Linked DNA regions of Homo sapiens: region 1 is linked to region 2. A link is a contact called in ENCODE Hi-C or POLR2A ChIA-PET data. All regions are on one chromosome and are shown on one strand. The core of a region is the stretch at or near the end of the contact, and the rest is flanking DNA. Distances in the headings are between cores, read along the strand shown. Region 1 overlaps LOC112268150 (a long non-coding RNA gene). Region 2 overlaps TMOD3 (tropomodulin 3).

Region 1 (3,166 bases), core at 39-2,538, 230 kb after region 2:
GAATCCCATGGCCATATCCAGAATCTGACCACTTTTCACCATCTCTATCGCTGCCTTGTGATCCAGTCCACCATCCCAGTCTGCTGGACCATGCCAATAGCCTCCTAACTGGCCACCATGCAGTTTATGGTCAGTACAGCAGAGTCATCCTTGTAAGTCCTAAGTCAAACCACATCACTCCTCTAGTTTCTCAAAATTTGAATGACTCCCCCTCCTGAGGGTAAATATCAATGTCTTTACCGAGGCTCACAGGCACCTCTCCACTGCCCCCTCCTGCGCTTGCATGGCTTCAACAGCACTGGGCCACAGTTGCTCCCACCTTAGGGTTTCTTACATGTTCTTCTGGCTGCCTCGAAAGCTCTTGGCCCAGAGAGCTGCATCACTCCCTCCCTCCCTCATTAGAAGTTTTTGTTCAAGGTCAGGAGATCGAGACCATCCTGGCTAACACGGTGAAACCCCATCTCTACCAAAAAGTTAGCTGGGCGTGGTGGCGGGCGCCTGTAGTCCCAGCTGCTCGGGATGCTGAGGCAGGAGAATGGCGTGAACCCAGGAGGCAGAGCTTGCAGTGAGCAGAGATAGCGCCATTGCACTCCAGCCTGGGCGATAGAGTGAGACTCCATCTCAAAAAAAAAAAAAAAAAAAAAAAGTTTTTGCTCAAATGTCACTTTATCACAGAGGCTGTGCCTGACCAGCGCATATAAAATAGCATGCATCCCATCACTCATATGCCCCTGCCCCGCTTGATTTTGCCTTCCAGCACATAACCACTGATGTGATATATCTTTATTTACAGATTGTCTTCCCCTGTTAGAATATAAGCTTCTTGAAGCAGGAACTTTGGCTCTATCCCCAGCCCCTGACACAGGGTGTGGGACATGGTGAGCACACTGTGTTTACTGAATGAAGGCATGAAGGAAACTAATGCTGACTGTCTCGTTTGTAAATTCCCTCTGGAATGATGGTGCTCTGGAACAGTGAAGCTCTGTAGATAGGGCTGGGGTTTGCTTATTAGTTTTTGGGTTATAGTATTCGTAGTTCTCCAACTTTGTGTAATTTGCAAAGGGTTATCTAACTTTGGGATTCCTTAGATGTCACTCTCCTGAACCAGCAAGCTCCAAGTTGCAATCCCAAGAGCAGTTAGAAATTCTCGGAATATGTAAGGCTGGTTGGGCTGGTTTATTATCCTTAATTGCATTGTCGCGTGTAGGTGCAGTTTAGGTGAACGATTGTACTGCTCCTGAGTCAGCTGCTCAACTGCTTCCCTGTTCTCCTTGCTGGGTTGACTGTACCTGTTAGGATTGCACAACATACTCGTGACCCAGTTAAGACAGCGCCATGCAGTTTGGTTTTCAACTGCCTCTGCGCTATTGCTATTCGTAGCCCTGCCAGCTGAACCAAGCCTAGATTATACATCTAACTCAGGATCTGCGGCAAAAGAAACCACCTCACGGTAGCCTTTGCAAAAACAGTAAATTTCTCAGGATTCAAGTGTGATTTGTGGAGCCCAAGAACTGGATCTCAGGAAGAACCAGAACCAGGCCAGGGGTGGGGGAGCACCAGCAGCCCAAGCAGGACTCTGCATCTCATCTCTGCTCTGTTCTTTTTCAGCCAGCTGGGCTTCTGATCCCAACAGTGGCTAGAAGACGGTTACTTACAGCTTCAACTTCAAATGGTAACCCTCCAGCTATATAGAGTTCTTCTGTCTGTCCATCCCTCTGCCTATTTCTCTCTCCCAATTCAAGGTTTCTCTGAAAGCAAATCATATTGGCCCTCCCACTAGTCTAGTTAGCTATGGCCAGGTGGCAGGGTTATGTTGAGGGATTGCTGCTGCTATTGGGAGTCAACCCTTGTTGATAGGGAATGGAAGGCAGGTAGGAGAATCATTTTTAGCTGGCTGTCTCCAAATGTACCTGCAACACATGGCAATAAATTATCTCTTCCTGCTTATTTTTCTTATAGTCAGTTGTCAGACATATTATTCTGTAGGGCACTGCTTCTCCAGCCAGACCTACTGGGGTCCTCCAGGCATTGATGTTACCAACTTGTCTTTTTTTTGAGACAGAGTCTGTCAGCCAGGATGGAGTGCAATGGAGCAATCTCAGCTCACTGCAACCTCTGCCTCCTGGGTTTAAGTGATTCTCCTGCCTCAGCCTCCCAAGTAGCTGGGATTACAGGGTCGTGCCATCACGCCTGGCTAATTTTTATATTTTTAGTAGAGACGGGGTTTCACCATGTTTGCCAGGCTAGTCTCCAACTCCTGACCTCAAGTGATCAGCCTACCTCAGCCTCCCAAAGTGCTGGGATTACAGGTGTGAGCCACTGCACCCAGCTTACTGATTTTAAAATTTTAATTTTTTTAGAATCAGGGTCTCACTCTGTCACCCAGGTTGGAATATAATGGCACGATCATAGCTCACTGCAACCTTGAACTCCTGGGCTCAAGTGATATTGGCTGCTTCAGCCTCCCGAGTAGCTGGGACTACAGGTGTGTGCCACTACTCCCAGGTAATCTTCTAAAACAGGTGTCCCTTTTTTTTTTTTTTTTTTTTTTGGTAGCATCAGGGTCTCACCATATTGCTCAGGCTAGTCTCAAACTCCTAGTCTTAAGCATTCCTCCAAGTGCTGGGATTACAGATATGAGCCACTGTGCCTGGCACTACTTATTTTTTTTTGAGACGGAGTCTCGCTCTGTCACCCAGGCTGGAGTGCAGTAGTGGTGTGATCTTGGCTCACTGCACTCCCGGGTTCCCTCACGGGTTCACGCCATTCTCCTGCCTTAGCCTCCTGAGTAGTTGGGACTACAGGCACCCGCCACCACGCCCGGCTAAGTTTTTGTAGTTTTAGTAGAAACGGGGTTTCACCGTTTAGCCAGGATGGTCTTGATCTCCTGACCATGTGATTCGCCCGCTTCGGCCTCCCAAAGTGCTGGGATTACAGGCGTGAGCCACTGTGCCTGGCTAATTTCTTTATACATCACAGTTGGGTAATTTATGATTTACCAACTATATTCTGTTCATGGTTTATTATCTTCTAGAACGTAAGCTCCATGAGGGTAGGAATCTTTGTCAGAGTTGTTCACTGATGGACCTCAACACCTAGAACAAGACCTGCAAATCATAACATAAAACCTCAAAGATGTGCTAAATCTATTTTTTTTTTTTTTTTT
Region 2 (3,204 bases), core at 262-2,761:
TTGGGTTAAATGGTGTTTCCTTAAAATCATAGACAATTAGAATTAGAAGAGACCTGAGTCCATCAGGCTCAGGGATGAAATGACTAGGTTTCAACCTTTGCCAAGTCTCATCTACTGGTAGTAGCTGCCTAAGGACTGAGGGAGGATCTGTGCTCAGTGAAAAAAAGGCTGTTTGATTTGCCGTGTTTGTCATGGACGTGGAAGAGCCACCTGTCAGAACCAGGACTATATTTTAGCTATTCTTCATCTAGCCCAGGAAACTAAGAAGAGATTAAAGTCAGAACCCCTAAGTCCATAGATCCGCTCACCCTCAGTCTGATGCTGGGAGCTAACTAAGTGCTAGACTTTTTCTCCTGAAGAATTTTGGTTCCAGCCAGGCACAGTGGCTCACATGTGTAATTCCGTACTTTGGGAGGCTGAGGTGGGAACATCGCTTGAGCTCAGGATTTTAGACCAGCCTGGGCAACATAGTGAGACCTCATCTCTACAAAAAATTTAAAAATTAGCTGGGCATGGTTGGCACACACTTGTTGTCCCAGCTACTCAGTAAGCTGAGGTGGGAGAATCGCTTGAGCCCAGAAGGTCGAGGCTGCAGTGAGCTGTCATCACTCCAGCCTGGGTGATAGTGGGAGACTCTGTCTCAAAAAATAAAACAAGGAAAGAATTTTGGTTTCCTCTGGGTTTTGTTTGTTTTTCCTCCTCTGGTGATAATTGAATCCTATTAATTACATAGGTTTGTCACAGTTTGTTATAGAGCTTGGAGAAGGACTTCGGAGTAATCAATCAAGGAGTCAGAAGGTACAGAAAATTCTCCTTATTCTAGCAAAGAAAGGGAGCTTCAGTTATATAATCTAGCTAAAATTAAAAACTTTTAAAAATCTATTTTTAAGACTGAAGATTTTTCCATTAAAATTTAAAAGTACACTACTGACTGAGCGCAGTGGCTCACACCTGTTATCCCAGCACTTTGGGAGGCAGAGGCAGATGGATTACTTGAGCCCAGGAGTTTGAGACCAGCCTGGGCAACATGGTAAAACCCCATTTCTACCAAAAAAAAAAAAAATACAAAAATAAAAATTAGCCAGACATAGTGGCACGCACCTATTGTCCCAGCTACTTGAGAGGCTGAAGTGGGAGGATTGCTTGAGCCCGGGAGTTTGAGGCTGCCATGAGCCATGTTCATGCCACTACACTTTAGCCTGGGTAACAGGCTCAAAACAAAACAAAACAAAACAAAACAAAAAACAAATCTAGTTTGAAGCCCAGGAAATTTGGAAGGATTGAAACTGAGGAAAAATAATACCTTTTGTTCACTGCGTAACATTCAACTTGCTCTCAGCATGATTTCTTTTAGACCTGGCCTAGTTTATTTTAGGTTTTATGTGTTCTTCAATGCTTACTAACTTGGTGGATTAAGAAAATTCTTGCAAGAGGAAAAATGAGTCATGGTGATACTTCCCTTTGGGGGAGAGAAAGAAAACTCTCAGATTAATCTCACCATTATGCACTTGGCATGGATTCAGCATTTTGATTGATGGCTGAGCATTGATAAATCTTTCCCTGTAAGCCACTTCATATCATATTTGGTTTTGTTCACAGTAGGACTGGTAGAAGTCTCTTTTTCAGTTAACCAGCAGAGATAAAGAACTCTGTAACCTTATTACCATCAGAGACTTGTTCGTATGATGTCATTTCTTTTTTTTAAAGATATTTTGAGTTTGCAACAACTGGGAAAAAACATTTCCCAGTCTACCCAGTCTATTAAACAAACAAACCAAAAAATTAAAAACTGAAAAACATTTGGTGCTGAGAAACTGGGTATGCTAAGGGTGTGGCTATTTTGGCATCCATCTTTGGTATGCACAGAGTGGGTTCCTCTTTGACCTTGCCCTGTGTCTCTGATGCTGCAGCTCCACTAAGAAGAAGAAAAAGGGGAGGTGGGACAGAACTGGGAGCTGGTTTGCTACTATTCGTCAGAAAAGGAAGTGGGGCACCTACAAGAGAGCCACGAAGTCTCTCAGCAGGGTCTTGTTGAAAGATTGTTTTTGAAGTGGTATGAATAACCTGTCAAGTATTTTCTTGTAATAATCACAGAACTAATCTGGCTACTTTCTACTTTAAGGTAGTCCTCCGTGATCTGCTTCTAATTACATCTCTTCTTTATTCTAGCCCTAACAAGTTTTTCTGCACTGCCTTCAGATTTCAAACTATTTTCTCTGCAATCTATAAATTTCATTTTTTAAAATGCAAGATGGCATTGGTAGCAATGGCAGGAAAGACAGGGCTACTTAGGTTGATTAGTTTCCATGGGACTTTTACACAGAATAATCAACCACTATTTTTTCAACTACTGTGTGCAAAGCAGCTATCTCACTGAGCTGTGCTAATATCTGAGTCAACAAACCGTAGCATCCCCAAAACGCCACAAAAATTATTAAAATACTGTCTTTTAAGCTTCATTATATAGAAGAATCAGTGAACCAAACAAAAGGATAAATTTAGCATCCAGTATATTTCCTTTAAAAAAGTCTTAGACAGGCATGGTGGCTCACGTTTATAATTCCAGCACTTTGAGGGTCTGAAGCAGGAGGATCACTTGAAGCCAAGAGACCAGTCTGGGCAAAGCAAGACCCCATCTCTATCCTCCTCCATTTGCTATCAAAGTAATATACGTTATATACAACTAAAATAAAATGGGCATTTTTTAGAAGGTAAATATGTGTGCCAATACAGTGCTTTGAGCGTGGTGGGTATTGCTACGGTTTGAATGTCTGTACCTTCCTAAAATTCATATGCTGAAACCTAATCACCAATATGATGGTATTAGGAGGTGGGGCCTTTGAGAGGTGAGTAGGTCGTGAGGATAGAGCCTTCATGAGTAGGATTCATGCCATTATAAAAGAGGCCCTAGAGAGCTGCCTTGCATTTCTATCATTTCAGGACACAGCTCCATCTGTGAATCAGAAAGTGGGCTCGCACCTGACTCTGAATCTGCTGGTGTCTTATTGGACTTCTCAGCCTCTGGAAATTGTGAGAAATAAATTGCTGTGGTTTACAAGCTACCTAGTTTATGGTATTTTGTTATAGCAGCCTAAATGGGCTAAGACAGACACTGAATATATTCTTTGTTTATAATTAGTGTTATTTAGAATTATAAGCTTATAAAAAGGAAATGACCTTATGAGAGTCTTGAAACTCCCTTGC

What was found. Hi-C counts contacts between places; a loop is a spot of excess contacts on that map. ChIA-PET counts read pairs that join two places held with the same protein, here RNA polymerase II (POLR2A). Pooled maps may share reads with other maps.
Region 1: POLR2A ChIA-PET joins it to region 2 with 17 read pairs in Panc1. The contact joins two enhancer-like sites. A Hi-C loop is called at or near these places in 2 of 50 pooled maps. POLR2A ChIA-PET finds 5 or more read pairs at or near these places in 3 of 52 experiments (MCF 10A, PC-9 and Panc1).

What each region holds. Positions count from the first base shown.
Region 1 is chr15:52,070,488-52,073,653 of GRCh38, forward strand. The region is part of intron 1 of LOC112268150 (a long non-coding RNA gene); the gene reads right to left. Among named protein-coding and RNA genes, the nearest start is that of BCL2L10, 41 kb to the right of the region's middle. Within about 2 kb of position 1,289, at least 6 of the 41 ENCODE cell types and tissues checked have a DNase peak (open chromatin) inside an H3K27ac peak, as active enhancers do.
Region 2 is chr15:51,845,105-51,848,308 of GRCh38, forward strand. The region is part of intron 1 of TMOD3 (tropomodulin 3); the gene reads left to right. Among named protein-coding and RNA genes, the nearest start is that of TMOD3, 17 kb to the left of the region's middle. Within about 2 kb of position 1,512, at least 7 of the 41 ENCODE cell types and tissues checked have a DNase peak (open chromatin) inside an H3K27ac peak, as active enhancers do.